Regions from separate parts of the Homo sapiens genome. Here region 2 is linked to region 1. Evidence: chromatin loops called from intact Hi-C (ENCODE). Cell type or tissue: MCF 10A. All regions are shown on one strand. Links, peaks and the distances in the headings refer to the core of each region. The heading gives the core; the rest is flanking DNA. Region 1 has its middle 20 kb from the start of FOXO3. Region 2 has its middle 93 kb from the start of CEP57L1.

What was found. A loop is a pair of places that touch in the nucleus more often than their neighbours do. Peaks named below come from ENCODE experiments on the same cell type or tissue, not always from the same donor. Only the 100,000 strongest peaks of a DNase experiment are listed, where the experiment ranks them.
Region 2: it touches region 1 in a loop (9-fold over the local background); 7 of 110 quality-filtered maps call a loop at or near these places.

The regions. Positions count from the first base shown.
Region 1 is chr6:108,537,153-108,545,577 of GRCh38, reverse strand. No RefSeq gene overlaps it. Among named protein-coding and RNA genes, the nearest start is that of FOXO3, 20 kb to the left of the region's middle. In MCF 10A, for the core only: a CTCF peak has its summit at 3,390 (motif pointing left); a DNase peak (open chromatin) is centred at 3,387.
Region 2 is chr6:109,184,105-109,192,529 of GRCh38, reverse strand. It overlaps the pseudogene CCDC162P. Among named protein-coding and RNA genes, the nearest start is that of CEP57L1, 93 kb to the right of the region's middle. In MCF 10A, for the core only: a CTCF peak has its summit at 4,520; a DNase peak (open chromatin) is centred at 4,519.

The DNA of each region.
Region 1 (8,425 bases), core at 253-8,252:
AGCTCCTCCTGGATGGCAGGGGGTGGGAAACAGACTGCCCCCATCCCCAACCAAAATCTGATCACTGGCTGGGCTTGGAGGATCAGGTCACTGATTAATTTTTTTCTTTACCATTTCCCTCTAAGGTATCCAAGATAAGAGGACTAATTTCTAGGTAGAGAAGTGAAATCTGTTTTTCAAAGTGCTGGAATGACCCTGTAATATAGCCCAATCGATGGCTTCAGGCTAAGTTCCTATCTCACAAGGCTTGCATCTCTCTAGCCGGCTGGGCCTTGGAGAGGTTCTGAAGGAAGACCTCAGCCACGGAACCACTCACAGCCACCTGCTCCTCTCCTGTTTGAGGTTCTGGGGTCCTGAGACAGCATCTGACCACAAGTGTTCTGGCCTTTACCCTGATGTGGCGTGGGAGTGCAGGGGGTGAACTTGTCCTCAGCTCTATACCAGGCTATGCTAATGTCAGGAGTTGAGGTCCTAAGGTAAGAGAATGGGTCCATCATCTTGCTTTTGTCCAGTCTGGCTCCCCTAGGGTAGGGGGTGGGGGGCTCATTGCAGCAGCTGCTGGCCTATCAGGCTGCAGTTTTATTATGGTAATCCCCCACCTCCCCTTTCTTCCCCTCCTGTCTCCTCAGTAGTCCTCAGTTATTTAGCAGTGAACACTTCCAGAGGAACCCTGCGGAGAAGGCATTCTGTCAAGTGCCAGGTCCCTGTCTGCCCCATGCATGCCGTGCTAATGTCAAGGCTGTGGAGCTAAGCCCTATGTAGGCCCATTCTTTAAAAACCAGATGGTGGAGTTCTTCGGGGAAGGGATGTGTCTTGGCCTTTTTCCCTTCTGGGTTTCCTGGAGCTGTTACAACAGCTCTGCCAGTGGCCTCCAAACATTGCCTGAGATTGAGAAACCATACCTCACACAACCATGTGCTACTATTTTTGAATGGTATTTATATGCCTTATAAATATTTATCATTATGAATTTTTCTCAATCAGTGGGTAAAAGCAATCATGGGAGATGCCTTGAAACCGTCTGACATTAAAAAGGGCTATCTTGTGCAGAAAAGTTGGGCAAAACTATCAATGGCTCTTTTTTTTTCCTGACTGCCGATTAGTCCATGCCCATATCACTGGCTTCCTTTTCTTTGGGGATGAGGCTAAGGAAAAAAATGCCAGCACTTTTGCATCAGCAAGGGAATTCTACCCTAATAGAGAATGGACTTAATATCTTTGTAGTTCTGCCTTCCTTGACCTATAACTGTTGTCACAGGAAAGATTCACATTGGAGAAAAATATCCCTTTTAAAAAAGAGATGAGCTATATAATAAAGCTTAATATTTATTCTGAGTTTTATAACCACCACCATCACCCTATTCTAATCTTGCATAGCTTAAAAAAATTGAATAGTTGCTGAAAAGGGATTCACCTCAGGGATGAGACCCAAGGTTGGAGCATCTTTCTCCTGAAGGGATGAAGTTTCACAACAATCTTGGGAGGTGAAACTGGGTCTTGTCAATGGAGGCCTCAGTGGTATTTGCACCATTGTTTTGCCTGAGTGAACCCTACAGTTAACCAGGGTGGATTGGTCCACTTTGCAACCTGAGCCACATGTTATCCTAATACTGCTAATACCCCTGGCTACTGCTGTACTTGCTAGAATCATCTGCAGATGCTGTTTGACATCTCTCCACAGGGGTCCCTGTGGATCATCATTAATCCCTTTGCTGTGGGCTCCCCACTCCTGCTGCTACCAGCTGCCATTGTCCCCTGGATCTTTGCAAAATGGCCAGTGTCAGGGCACCCCTGTGTGCATTCAGCCACATGGCGGGAGGCAGCAAGTTGTGCTGCAAGCCAGCAGCTGGGCTGTGCATTGGACTGTAGCCTTCTTCAGGCTTCCAGTGTACTTCTAGAAGGTGCCTCCGCCAGTGCCTCCCTTGTTGCAAAGTTGTTTTGACCAATGACATGCCTTCACTTTCATTCTGTTCCTTAGGTTCCTTTCCTTTGAACCACCAAACTTTCTCCAAGTGCTCATTCCAGAAAACATTGCTGTTGAAGAAGGGCGTGTTTTCAGGTCAGGTTTTCTGGTTTTCTGGTTTTCCCAAGGGCCAGTCTGAGGCTGTCCCTGACTGCACCTGGAGAACCAGATCCCTTGACTCCCATTCGAGGCCTGAGCACTCTGCCGCCTGCTCCAAGGGCTTTCATCATAGTAACTGTAGCATCTCCTACCGTTTGTTTTTAATCTTACCTCCTATCTGCCATGTGTAAGATATTTGGAGGGACAGTATGGGAACAGAAAGACCTTTGGTGAAGTCTCAAGAATTTTCTGATTAAAATGAAAACATACATTGACTCCAGTTACATGGCTCATCTCACGGCTTAATATGCCAAGAAATAACCATGATATTTGTAAAACAGGATGAAGTTACCCACTAGAAGGAGAAAGAAGCCAAAACTGGTCAACCAGCTGGCCTGAGACAGTGCCTACTCGGCATGCTTCTAGTATGGTGAGGCACCTCTCAGCCTGTGGACTCCACCTCTCCTTAGTGCAGAGACTCAGATATCCTCAGAAAAGGGTGAAATTCAACACGAAGAATGAGGAGGAAACATCTCTAACTTCCACACATGGTATATATACCAAGTCTATTCAGGTCAGAATGAGTGCTTCCACATCATCTCTGCTAAGGGACAGGCATCACTCTCATTTGCAGGTGGGAGAGCGAGGCTGGAGGGTCAGACTTGGTTAGAGCAAGGCTGAAATCTCACCTACAGCTCCTGGCTCCAAATCTGTCCCTCCCAGAACCATTCTTACCAAGAAAATATCTTTCTCCGTTGACTCTGGTACCTGTCATGGGGCAACTTTTTCTGGTGAGTGTAACTCAGTGGGTGTCATTGTCTTACTTAGCTAAAGAATGACATCAGGATTGGAAGCATGTTTAGAGATCACCCCAAGGTTCACAGCTACCACAGTACCAGGGCACTTCATGTGTTCCTTGTGGGTGGTGGTGGTCAGACACACATGGTGCACTGATGCCATTCTTCCTAGAAAAACATCTGTCATCTGTGGCACACAGGGCACTTTGCTCATTTTATCTCTCAGCGGACTTATCACAGTGAGGCAGGTCACAACCAGAACCCCTATTTTGCAGATGCAGAAAGAAAAGGCAGAGGGAAGGAGAAGCAGAAACACACTGTCCCTTCCTATGGGTACATTCACTATCAAATTACACAGCATCTACTTGCTTTGGCCAGCACCTGGTATTGCTTTACAGAGAGTTATGGAAAACAAAAAGTATTTCTGTACATAGTCACTTACCCAGAAAAGCAAGCTGGCCAGGTGCTGGCTGGTTGTGGTTTCTTTAAGTTGGAGCAGAAGGGCTTTGCCTGAATTTCCTGATCTCCTCCCGCCATCTGGTGGCTGTGAGCTGAGCATACATGCAAATTTCAATCTTCATTTCCTGTACTCCTTACTTCAAACTCCCATGCTCCGTGATCTTCTGAGGTTTGATGAGGGAAGGAGGAAAGGGAGAAAGGTGAAGATAAAGGGAGAGGGGAGAGAGGAAAGGGAAAAGAGAGAAGGAGGGAGAGGGAGGAGAAAGAGGAGGAAAAGGAGGAGAGAAAATGTAAAAGGCATGTACCTGTGGCTTTCATTGTATGTTCTTCCTTAGGTCCCCTCACCCTCCATTCAGCTACAGAGAACCGTCAGCGTGTGGTGGAGACAAGCCATTCAGTTGCATTGACATTTTGTGGAGTGCCTATACTGGCTGTTGGACACTGCGCTAAGGGTTGGTCTGCAAAGTGGGCACTTAAAAGATCCACTGCTCTAGAGTAGTTTATCAACATTCATTTTAGACGGTATTTTATTATCGTGAAAAGCAAGGTACTGTTTCAACACACAGCAGTCTTTCACAGGGCACTTTTTCATTTTGATAAAGTCCAATTAATCAGTTTTTCCTTGTATGGGTTGTGTTTTAAATGTCAAGTCTAAGAACTCTTTGCCTAGTCATAGATCCTGAATATATTCTTCTATTTTTTCCTCAACAATTACACTTTACATTTAAGTATGTGATTGATTTTTAAGTTAAATTCTGTATGAGATATGAGTTCCAGGTAGAGATTTGTTTACTTTTTGTTGATAGCTATGTTTATCCAGTTGTCCCAGCACCACTTGTTGAAAAGCCTATCCTTCTCCTATTGAACTGCTTTTACAACTTTCTAAAAATCAGTTGGACATATCTGTGTAGGTCTATTTTCCAGTTCTCTATTCTGCTCCATTAATCTCTGTGACCATCCCTTCACCAAAACCACACAGTCTTGATTACTATAGTTATAAGTCTTAAAATTGGGTAGAGTGATTACTCTCACTTTATTTTTATTTTTCAATAGTTTTACCTTTTTTAGCTTTTTGTTTGCTTTTCTATATAATTTTTATTTTTCTTTTAAGATGGCATCTTGCTCTGTTACTCAGGCTGAAGTACAGCTTCATGATTATAGCTCAGCGCAGCCTCAAACACCCAGGCTCAAGTGATCCTCCTCCCTCAGCCTCCCGAGGAGCTGGGACTGCAGGCATGTGCCAATATGGTAGACTAATTTTAAAAAAAAATTTTGTAGAGATGGGGGTCTTACTAAGTTGTCCAAGCTAGTCTCAAACTCCTGGCTTCAAATGATCCTCCCACCTTGGCCTCCCAACTATGTAAATTTTATAATAATCTTGTCCAGATATATAAACAATCTTGCTGGGATTTTGATAGGAATTGCATTAATTTTATATATCAATTTTGGAATTGTCATCTCTGCTATATTGAGTCTTCTATTCTATTTTTTAAATTATTTTATTTTATTTTTTGAGGCAAGGACTTGTTCTGTTGCCCAGGCTGGAGTGCAGTGGCACAATAACAGCTCACTGCAGCCTTGACCTCCCAGGCTCGAGGAATCCTCCTACCTCAGCCTCCAGAGCAGCTGGGAATACAGGCACATGCCACCATGCCCAGCTAATTTAAAAAATATATTTTTTTTTGTAGAAATGGAGGTCTCTGTATGTTGTGCAGGCTGGTCTTGAACTCCTGGGCTCAAGTGATCCTCCTGCCTCAGCTCCCCATAGTACTGAGATTACAGGATTACAGATGCCCAGCCAAGTCTTCTAATCTATAAATATAAGTATGTCTTTCCATTCATTTAGATCTTTTATGATTAGTATTTTATAGTTTTCAGCATACGAATCATGTACATGTTTTGTTAGATTTGGACCAAAGTACTTTTTCTTTTTCTATTTTTGGCAATTGTAAATGGTATCATATTTTTAAGTTGAGTATCCATGTATTCATTGTCAATATATAGAAAGACACTTAACTTTTGTATGTCTATCTTGTATCCTATGACTTTGCTGAATTTATTAGTTTTAGAAACTTTTTGTAGACTTTTTTCAATTTCCTACATAGACAATAATAGCACTTGCAAATAGGGATAGGTTTTTTATTTTTGTTCTTTCTTTCTGATCTGTTTGTGTTTTCTTGCCTTATTGCACAAGCTAGGACCTCAACTCTACTATACTGAATAACAGTTAAGAGAATAGACATCCTTGCCTTCATCTGGGTCTTAGATTGGACCAGCCCTGCATCCTGAAATACACTGTTCTTGATGATGGTGTATAATTATTTTTATATATTGCTAAATTATATTTGCTAATATTTTGCTGAGGATTTTTGTATCTACACTAATGAGGGATATTGATCTTTGGCTTTATTTTTTCATACTGTCTTTGGTTTGTGTATCATAGTAATTCTAGCTTCATAAAATGAATTGAGAAGTGTTACCTCTGGAAGAGACTGAGATTTTCTGAAAGACATTGAGTAGAACTTGGTGTTACTTCTTTTTTGAACATTTGATAGGATTCTCTAGTGAGATCACCTGGGATTGGAGACTTCTTTTTTTGGAAGGTTTTTAGTTAGTGATTTAATTTCCCTAATAGTTATAGGGCTATTCAAATTATCTGTTTCATATTTGGTGAGTTTCAGTGGTTTGTGCTTTTCAAGGAATAAATCCATTTCATTTAAGTTGTGAAATTTATGTGTGTACAGATGTTCAGTCTTTTTTTTATTATCCTTTTGTGTGCAGATGTGGGAGTTTTAAAATAAATAATACCTAATATAATTTTTGGCTACAAATCACATCATGATGCAACATTTCCAGAGATGCTCAGATGTTCTCTTTCTAGCAGCAGTCACTGATGTTATAAGGGCTCTTCTTTCTCACTCTTGTTAAAAAACATCACCCGGCCAGGTGTGGTGGCTCATGCCTGTAATCCCAGCACTTTGGGAGGCCGAGGCAGGCAGATCACTTGAAGTCAGGAGTTCAAGACCAGCCTGACCAACATGAAGAAACTCCACCTCTACTAAAAATACAAAATTAGCTGGGCGTTGTGGTGCATGCCTGTAATCCCAGCTACTCAGGAGGCTGAGGCAGGAGAATCACTTGAACCTGGAAGGCGGAGGTTGCTGTGAGCCAAGATCATGCCATTGCACTCCAGCCTGAGCAAAAAGAGCACAACTCTGTCTCAAAAATAAATAAATAAATAAATAACATCACCCATACCTTGAAAGTACTAATTTTTAAAATACTTGTAGTAGCATACTAGTGAACCACTTCCTATAGGAAAGGTCGGCAAATTTAGGACAATCAAGGATTTTAAAAATTGTTTTTCAAAGAAAGTGCATAATTCATCTTTAAGTCCAACAATTCATTTATACACTGCCATGAGCAATCCAAAACCCTTTATGTGGTACAAAAGATTGTCATGGCCACCCCTACCCCCACCATTTCATTTACAAAATACTGTAAAGATTCTGCTATAAAGATCTTGTGCCTTCTGTAAAAGTTAATGGGAAAGAAAAAAGTTTAAAAAAATTTCTTAAAGTCTTGTCTTTATAAAATTACTTATGTCCATAACATCCTGTAGCACGTAAACTGTAGTGTGAGGTGACTCACTGTGGGTGAGTGCACAAGTGACAATGCCATCCTCAAGGCCTCAGCATTACGAATGCCACGTCTCCTTGGGGATGAAAGGTGTTAGACCATGGCTGGCTCACAATGGACACAGAGAGGTGCTAAGGACCATCCAGATGGCAAAAATGAGTAAAACAATTTTTATTTCTAATTTTTCAGATCACTAATACAACAAAATAGAATTTCTTGTGCTTTCTTCCCGCTGGGTACCCGTGGTCGTCAAGTGCTCTGTGGTGTGCCCCTCCTGCCTCAGTTTGGCGACCACTGCCCCACACTGGTACTGTCAGTGTGCTGGCCTTGCCTGCCTGCCTGCCCCCACCACCAGAGATTTCTAAGCTTCTTAAGAGCAACAGCTGTGCCTTATCCTTCTTATCCCTCCCAAGCGCCTAACCCAGGGTGAGCAAAGCTCAGCTGCTCCATGACACTGGCTTCACGAACTGCCTGTGAACAGCCAATAAGCTCTATAATTTGCAGATACCCATTCGGACCCAGCATAGGTGGGACACAGTGAAGAATAAAGCCCAGATCCCATTCCTGAGGCTGCCTGAGGTACTGGGATGAGGGAAGTGTTTGCAAGACATGCCATACAGTCCAGGGTAGAGAGAAGCAAGAGCTGCTGGAGAAATACTCACAGAGTGCTGTGGGAGACTGGAGTCAAAGACGCTTACTGCTGGTTCATGCTGACTAGGACTGAGAAAGGCTTCCTGGAGGAGGTGGCATTCTGCTCAGTGGTACAGGCTTTTGTATTATGGCAGCAAGAGGAAAAGGACCAAGAAAAGGTGATAAGGTGAAGTTTTGGAGATGCCATCAAAGAGGGACACCCATCAGGGGAAAGTACAGAGGGAGGAGGAAGGGTGAAGGCCTCACCAGATCGCTCTCAAGGACAAACAAAAATCCACAGGTGGTGGCCTGGGATGTGGCAGTAGCACCCGCTACAATATTCCAGATACATTGGGTTTTTAATAACACTTTTTACCCAGCTGGGGAAAAAAGCCATTAGTTGCCAACTCACAGATGTTCTTCCTGTTCCTCCCATACCCCAAACACAGCCCTGCCTTTGGGCCCTTGTGCCAGCTTCCCTCTGACTAGAATGCTCTGCCCCGAGGGTCACCCAGCTGGGCCCCATGCCCTGCAGGGCTCCACACAAAAGCTGTCTCCTCAGAGGCCTTCTCTGACCTTCTGATCCCAGGGCACCCTGGACACTTCCCAGCACAGCACCCGTCTTCATTTTTGTCTCAGTCCTAAACACACCCTGTTGTTGTCTCATTTATTTTTATGGTGATTTGTTTACTATCTGTCTCCCCCACTCCACCCACCACCTCCACACTAGACTGTAAGGGTCAGGGATGCTGTGATCACTGACCATAAAAATGGAGTGAGTGGCTTCACCCTGGTCCTCTTAAAGTACTTTGTTATAAAGTCTAGTTTGATGAAATGG
Region 2 (8,425 bases), core at 137-8,136, 650 kb before region 1:
TATGGGAGCTACAATTCAAGATGAGATGTGGCTGAGGATATGAGCCAAACCATATCATTCAGCCCCTGGTGCCTCCTAAATTTCATGTCCTCACAATTCAAAACCAATCATGCCTTCCCAACAGTCCCCCAAAGTCTTAACTCATTTCAGCATTAACTCAAATGTCCACAGTCCAAAGTCTCACCTGAGACAAGGCAAGTGCCTTCTGCCTATGAGCCTGTAAAATCAAAAGCAAGTTAGTTACTACCCAGATGCAATGGAGGTACAGGCATTGGGTAAATATACCCATTCCAAATAGGAGGAATTGACCAAAACAAAGGGGTTACAGGCCCCATGCAAATCTGAAATCCAGCAGGGCAGTCAAATCTTAAAGCTCCAAAATGATCTCTTTTGACTCCATGACTCACATCCAGGTCACGCTGATGCCAGAGGTGCATTCCCATGGTCTTGAGCAGCTTTGCCCCTGTGGCTTTGCAAGGTACAGTCCCCACTCCTGACTGCTTTCATGGGGTGGCGTTGAGTGTCTGCAGCTTTTCCAGGTGCACGGTGAAAGCTGTCAGTGGATCTACCATTCTGGGGTCTGGAGGATGGTGGCCCTCTTCTCACAGCTCCACTAGGCAGTGCCCCAGTGGGGACCCCATATAGGGGCTCCCACCCCACATTTCCCTTCCACACTGCCCTAGCAGAGGTTCTCCATGAGGGCTCTGCCCTGCAGCAAACTTTTGCCTGGACACCCAGGCATTTCCACACATCATCTGAAATCTAGGTGGAGGTTCCCAAACCTCAGTTCTTGACTTCTGTGCACCTGCAGGCTCAACACCATGTGGAAGCTGCTAAGGCTTGGGGCTTGCACCCTCTGAAGCAATGGCCTGAGCTCTACATTGACCATTTTTAGCCATGGCTGGGACTCAGGACACCAAGTTCTGAGACTGCACAAAGCAGCAAGGCCCTGGGCCCAGCCCAGGAAACCATTTTTTCCTCCTAGGCCTCCAGGCCTGTGATGGGAGGGGCTGCTATGAAGACTTCTGACATGCCCAGAAGACATTTTCCCCATTGCCTTGCTGATTAACATTTGGTTCCTTGTTATTTATACAAATTTCTGCAGCTAGCTTGAATTTCTCCTCAGAAAATGGGTTTTTCTTTTCTATCACATCATCAGGCTGCAAGTTTTCTGAACTTTTATGCTCTGCTTCCCTTTTAAATGTAAGTTCCAATTCCAAACCATAACTTTGCAAATCCATAAAACTGAGTGCTTTTGACAGCACCCAATTCACTTCTTGAATGCTTTGCTGCTTACAAATTTCTTTGGTCAGATGCCCTAAATCATCTCTCTCAAGTTCAAAGTTCCACAAATCTCTAGGGCAAGGGCAAAATGCTGCCAGTCTCTTTGCTAAAACATAGCAAGAGTCACCTTTGCTCCAGTTCCCAATAAGTTCCTCATCTCTATCTGAGACCACCTCAGGCTGGACTTTATTGTCCACATCACTATCAGCATTTTGGTCAAAGCCATTCAACAAGTCTCTGGGAAGTTTCAAACTTTCCCACGTCTTCCTTTCTTCTTCTGAGCCCTCCAAACTGTCCTAACCTCTGCCTGTTACCCAGTTCCAAAGTTGCTTCCACATTTTCAGGTATCTTTAGAGCAGTACCCCATTCTAACAGTATAAATTTACTGTATCAGTCCATTCTCGTGCTGCTAATAAAGACATACATGAGACTGGGTAATTTATAAAGGAAAGAGGTTTAATTGACTCACAGTTCCACATGGCTGGGGAGGCCTCACAATCATGGCAGAGGACGAAGGAAGAGCAAAGGGACACCTTATGTGGTGGCAGGCAAGAGGACATGTGCAGGGGAACACTCCTTTATAAAACCATCAGATCTGTGAGACTTATTATCATGAGAACAGCATGGGAAAGACCCACCGCCATGATTCCATTACCTCCCACCGAGTCCCTCTCATGACACATGGGAATTATGGGAGCTACAATTCAAGTTGAGATTTGGGTGGGGACACAGCCAAACCATATCACATTAGTTCAAGTAAGCAAATGGTGAGAGGCTGACAGAAAAAAAAAATCACTTAAATTAGTGAAGTGCTCTTTCCTGTTATGATATATATTTGAGTTTCCTTTTAGCTTATGAATAAACATGTGTACTTACATATAGTAGTGATAAAAATTCAAACTATTCCACAGTTCTATTTTAAAATGGCATGTTTTATATTTTTTGTATAATTAATCTTAATTGCAAAAATGTGTATACTTAATGAAAATAAAGCTGTCACCTAAGAAAAAGAAAGAAAGAAAGAGAAACTATGTAAGACAAAAGAGAAAAGACAATGGAGCAGTATTTTAAAGCAATAAAAAATCACCAAACCAGAATTCTATGCTGAACAAAAATATCTTTCCAAAATGAAGGGGAAATACTTCTTTCAAAATAACAAAGACTGAGAATTTGTCCCTTGCAGACCTGAACTACTAGAAATGCTAAAGAAAATTCTTCAGAGAGAAGGCAAATTATGTCCTATGGAAGTTTAGATAATACTAGAGTTTCTCAACCTCAGCAGCTATTGACATTGGGGACTACATAATTCTTCATTGTGAGAGGCTGCCTTGTGCATTGTAGAATGTTTAGCAGCATCCTTGGCCTCTACTCACTTAATGCTAGTAGCAACCAATCATACCCCTCACCCAAATTATGACAACAAGAAATATCCCCAGACATTTCCAAATGTCCCTTGGGGCACAAAATATCTTCTATCTCTACCCCTCTTCTCTGTCCCTTGAGAAACACTGATATACACAAAAGAATGAAAAATGCCAGAAATGATAGGGAAAGATAATCCTGAATGAAGACAATGATGACAATTTGACTTGCAAATAGTATCTCAATATCTTTTGTTTCTTTGTGATTAATGTAATAGTTAATTCCTAACTAGTTGCTAAAGAACTAATTTGTATGCATAGGTAAGATATAACTTGTAACACAGGAATAGAGAACAAGGAATTTTAAAATCAAAATAATATATACTTATTATAGAAAATTTAGCAAACATATAAAAGTAAAAAGGGGAACTTCATTATCCTGCCATCCAAACATAACATTCATTAGCATTTGGTCTAAGTCCTTCAAGTGATTTTTTTTCTATACATACTTGACCATTATGACACACATACATACACACATTAGTTTTTATTAACTAATATTTCATATATAATAATTCCTTATGCTAATGTTAAAAGAAAAACTTTAGACAAATTAAATTTAACAGAGTTTAATTAAGTAAAGAACAATTCATGAATTGGGCAGCCCTCCTAGCCCCCCAACCAGAGTAAGTTCAGAGAGACTCCAGCACTGCTGCACAGTGAAAGAGGATTTATGGACAGAAGAAGGAAAGTGAAGTAACAGAAAAGAGATGTGAGGTACAGAAACAGTCAGATTGGTTACAGCTCAGTGTTTGCCTTATTTGAACACACTTTGAACAGTTGGCTGCCTGCAAGTGGCTGAAGTATGGCTTCTGTGATTGGCTGAGACTCAGTTACTTGTTACAAGAGTAGGTTATGGTCTATTTACAGTCCAGTTAGGTTACACGTCACTATGTAGGGAGAAACCTTACCAAGGGTTCTGAACTTAAAATGAGGCAGCTTTAAGCTAAACTTAATTTAACAATAAAAAATGTTTAATGGCAGAACAATATTCTACCATGTACCGTACTGTTTTTCTTAACTCTTTCTCTTATTGGTGGATATTCAGGCAATCCTAATGTTTTACTTTTATTATAATGCTGCAATAATAATCTTTATGGAAAACTCTTTTTCCCATGTCTTGAGTTATTTTCTTAATAGAAATTTCCAGGGCTTGGCACAGTGGCATACACCTGTAATCCCAGCACTTTGGGAGGCCAAGACTGGAGTGCAGTCGCTTGATCTGAGCTCTCAGCAACCTCTGCCTCCCAGGTTCAAGCGATTCTTCTGCCTCAGCCTACTGAGTAGCTGGGACTACAGGCATGCGCCACCATGCCCAGCTAATTTTTCTATTTTTAGTAGAGACGGGGTTTCACCATATTGGCCAGGCTGGTCTTGAACTCCTAACCTCAAGTGATCTGCCTGCCTCGGCCTCCCAAAGGGCTGGGATCACAGGCATGAGCCACCATGCCTGGCCACAGCCAATAGCTTTTTAAGGGCTAGAACTGTCCTAGTCAATGTGGTATTGCCCTACATTATCGACACAGAAAGTACTTAGCAGAAATTCAGTCAATTGTTCCGTGCCTTTAAGCTGAATTTAAAACTGTGAAATAGATCTCTAACAAAGAACAGCGTTTACACTAGCCAAGTTCTGCAAACTATACATGTCGAGAAAAACAAAACCTACCCTAGCGAAAGGATATTCCTGAAAGCCAGTTTGCCCATACATTTCTACTAATTTCAAATGAATTTTTCAAATTGCAGTATCACTCTTACCTGCAACAGAAGCAAAGGTAAATTTTCAGGGGTGTACTCCCTTCTTAGGCAGCTCTCTAGCTCCCTCTGCACGGCATCTGCCTGAACAACAAGGGGCTTCGACTCGGCCACCTAAACCCAAATAACTAGTTTTAACATCCCAAATTAAAGAACTGTAAAATTTCAAATATCACAAAATCAGACATTTCCAAGGAAATAATGGTCTGCTCTGATTCAGTGGTAAGCTGAATAGTGGACTGTTCTCATAAATACTGTTAATAGCATCAGCTGTTTGTCTGCAAAAATACTGTTTCTGCTAAAAGTTACCAGTCAGCAAAATCAAACTTATTGTCATATTGAAATAGCCCACTGTCTTACTCACCTGTAAGGTTTTCTTCAGTGCTAGTTCCCTCTCTCTTCTAAAGTAATAAATATCCTTTGGCATTTGAATAGAGCTGCAGAAAGATTTATGCAATATAAGTGGTAATTACAGAAGCTGTAATCGACCAGATTATAGATAGACCATGATTAATCTGTAACTCTTCACAACTGCTCATTTCTGAATAAGTATATCATATTATACTGGATTATTGAGGGCACGCAAAGGCCACATCCTTTTGTTTTGGTTAGAATCTTTCTTGATTCTTCTTTGATTAGCATGTTTGCTAAACTTTTCCCTGGGCCAATTTTTCTCTCCCCTCCCCAAACAAACAGAGTATTTCGTTCTACCCTTGATTCACTTCACTATTTCCTACTGCAGAATAAAGGGAGGGACACAATGGTGAGGATTTTTATTTCCCCACCTGAATTCCCTCCAGCAACCTTATCTCTGACAAATATTGTGCCTCTCAGATCCCATTTTCACCCTAGTTGGCACATAAAACCAGTATCGTGTAATTTAAAATAAAATGCTTTTATTTTTGTGTTCTTGATGAATTATCTGCTGGGGGGTGGGAATGACTCTTAAATATCAAACATGAAATACTTCAGGAATCATTTTAACCAAACTTAATGCTTCAGGAAAATTATTGATTCGTAGGAAAAACATTTATAGCAGAAGTGCCTGTTTAAGCAGCCTTGTGGATTCCTGTTCACACCCACTGATGAGGGACCTGTTGTTTTTACCATGGACTCTGATACAAGGAGGCACAAGCTGTGGGGTCACCTGGTAAGGGGGTGGACCCTGGGTCAGGAACAGCAGAGTGCTCCACATTTGGGATAAGATATATCCCAAGGTTTGGCAGCTTTGAAAACATCAGGAAACAGCAACCCTGATGCAGACATCACTTTCTCAAGATAGTATTTTGCAGACATTGGTAAGGGGCCACAGCAGGTAGTCTGGAACACAGGTGAGAGACCACCTAGAGATTATGCAGGAGGTGTAAGCAGTGACATTTAGGTTATTATTGTTCATATGGCCTATGAGTTCCCAGATAAGTTTTAAGGGAAGATAAAAATACACTGTTAGTTTGTACACTTGCCAGCAATTTCCCCCACTGCAGGCAGTGGTTCTGTGAAAAGAACCCCAGGCTGACAGTCAAGAAATCCATCAGTCAAGTGAGCCTAAGCAACCCATTTAGACACATTGTGTCAAATTTCCACCCCTGAAGTTGGAGATAATGCCCCTCTTATCTCCTAATATCTTCGCTTTAATGGAAAAAGAAAAAGAGGTGAGCTCTGAAAGGGATTTGAGAATAAAACCGGTAATAAACCTGAGGTATAATTTCTGTCATTCTGAATCCTGGCTGCAGCCTTGTGGCGGTGGGGAATGAGTAACCAACCAGAAAAGGGATCAGCTATTACTAGGCAGCTAGAGAAACACAAGAAACTTTCCCCTGCCCTCTTGTCTTCTTATCTTTGGCATACTGGGAGATGGGGAGGGTCATGGGCTTAGCTACCCAGCCCTCTCTCACTCAGATCTTGTCTTTCCTCTCAGTTAGCCTCAAAGTGCCTGTGAATGACCCTGAAGAGACTGGTGAACATAAGTAGTGTGTACATCAACCTGCAAAAAGAGATTTACTCATACGTTCATCAAGCATTGTTCATTCAACATACATTCATTCATTTATTCATTCAGCAAGAATTTATGAAACACTTAACCACTGCAAAGTCTTGGGTTTGTGGAGTAAAACAAGGGAAAGGATGCAAAAAAAACGGGGGGGGGGGGGCGGAAATGTTTAAGACACACAGTTCTTCTCCAAGCCTCAATAGATTTTTCAATCTAGTGGAATGAGAATGTTAAAGTGATTATCAGGAGTGGATATTTCCATGTTCCTTGGACTCTAGAACCTAGCACAGCACCTGGAAAACAGAAGGTGCTCAAGAAGTATTTGTTAGGTGCAGTGTTGGGTGATTTGGGGGAGTAGACAAATAAGGCTATCCAGGATTTCCCATCACTCGATTCTAAGAGACATCAGAAAGCCTTTCTTATCCCAGTGTACACTGGGGAGTCACTTGCCTGACATTCTGACATTTAAATCATAATAATATCAACACTCCATCTTTGCATTGTGTTTTCTAGTCTTAAAAATACTTTAACATGCATTATTTCATTATCCTCACAACCTTATGTAGGTAGGCAAGGTACTAACCTCATTTTTCAAATAAAGAAACCAAAATTGAGAGAAATTATGACTTGCATGGTTCCATGATCTTTCCATCTCATCACACAATCTGATTTGCTTCAGACACCTAATGGTTTTAAATACTAATTAAAAAACATATGAAATGCTGGTTCTTCAGAATTGTCTTTGGAATGAAGTACTAATTCACCTGCTTACTGCATCTTCTGACCTCTCCAAACCTCTCACCATCCACATTGTGTTTTCTCAATGATTCAACCTAACAGGGTTCTTATATTGCTCCTTTTGATCAGTTGTGGCAGTATCAGAAACAGGGATATGAAGGTCCTGGGTCCATGAGACTTGCCATTAGGGGCTGATCTGTGTCTCTTGTTTCTCTACAATAACTTGATTGCTGTTGTTGGCAGCACTTACCTATAGAAGAGCTCCTAATGAAACAGGCTGGCTGGCTTCCTGTTGTGATCTGCTCTAGAGGAGAACAGAAGCCCCTACTCAAGCCCTAGCTTACCTAACTCTCAGCAAATCAGTAACAAAAGACCCAAGGAGTTATTAACAGCAAGTTCCTACTTTGGGGGGATAGAGACTTCCACAAAGCCCCACAGGTGCAGTTAGAACTAAAACTCAACCTATAGTTACCCCTTCCTCATTTTTGTGCTAAGAATAATGCCTTGGGTGGAGATTTAAAATGCTAATGCTACATTTGATGTATGAAGAAGCATGTTGAGCCACTGTATGAGCACTAGAAACCACACCCCCCGCACCCCGCCATATGTGCCCTGATGTAACCCTTCTCTATCAAAGGATGCTATAAAACTAACGCACACACTACCCTTGGAGAGCATCTCTTTCCTTTTCCTTTCTTGGTGCTGGCTCCCTTGTGCACAACCTGAATACACTTACCTTTGCTGCTGCTCTGTTTGGTGATCTCTCTTGATTTCTATCCTGGGAGACAGCAAGAATCCAGAGTGCTGATAACACTCACAGAACATTGTTTTGCATAATGTATTACTAAGTGCCTACCATTATTTCAGCTTTTAAATTTCTCACCAACATCAAAGTCAAATTCAATTAAAATATTATTGGGTAAAATGAGATCTCCTTTCATTGAGTATGATTTGTATTATAGCTCCTGTAACTTCAAGACAATAGCATTAATTAACATGTAAAAACACTTACATTTTCCTTGGTAAGACTTTTGCTTGGATCTGTCTTAACAAATCTAGAATATAGAAAAATCTTAGAGGTAGCAATCAGGTTAGAAATGGGTACCTGAAACTGCTATTATATACTATTTATCTGAACTGGAGATAATGCCAATTGTCTATGTAAAAAGAAGAGAGGGTGCTGATGTAGATTACGGAGTGAGAGTGGGGAGTAAAGCCCCTGAAGATCACACCTTCTCAG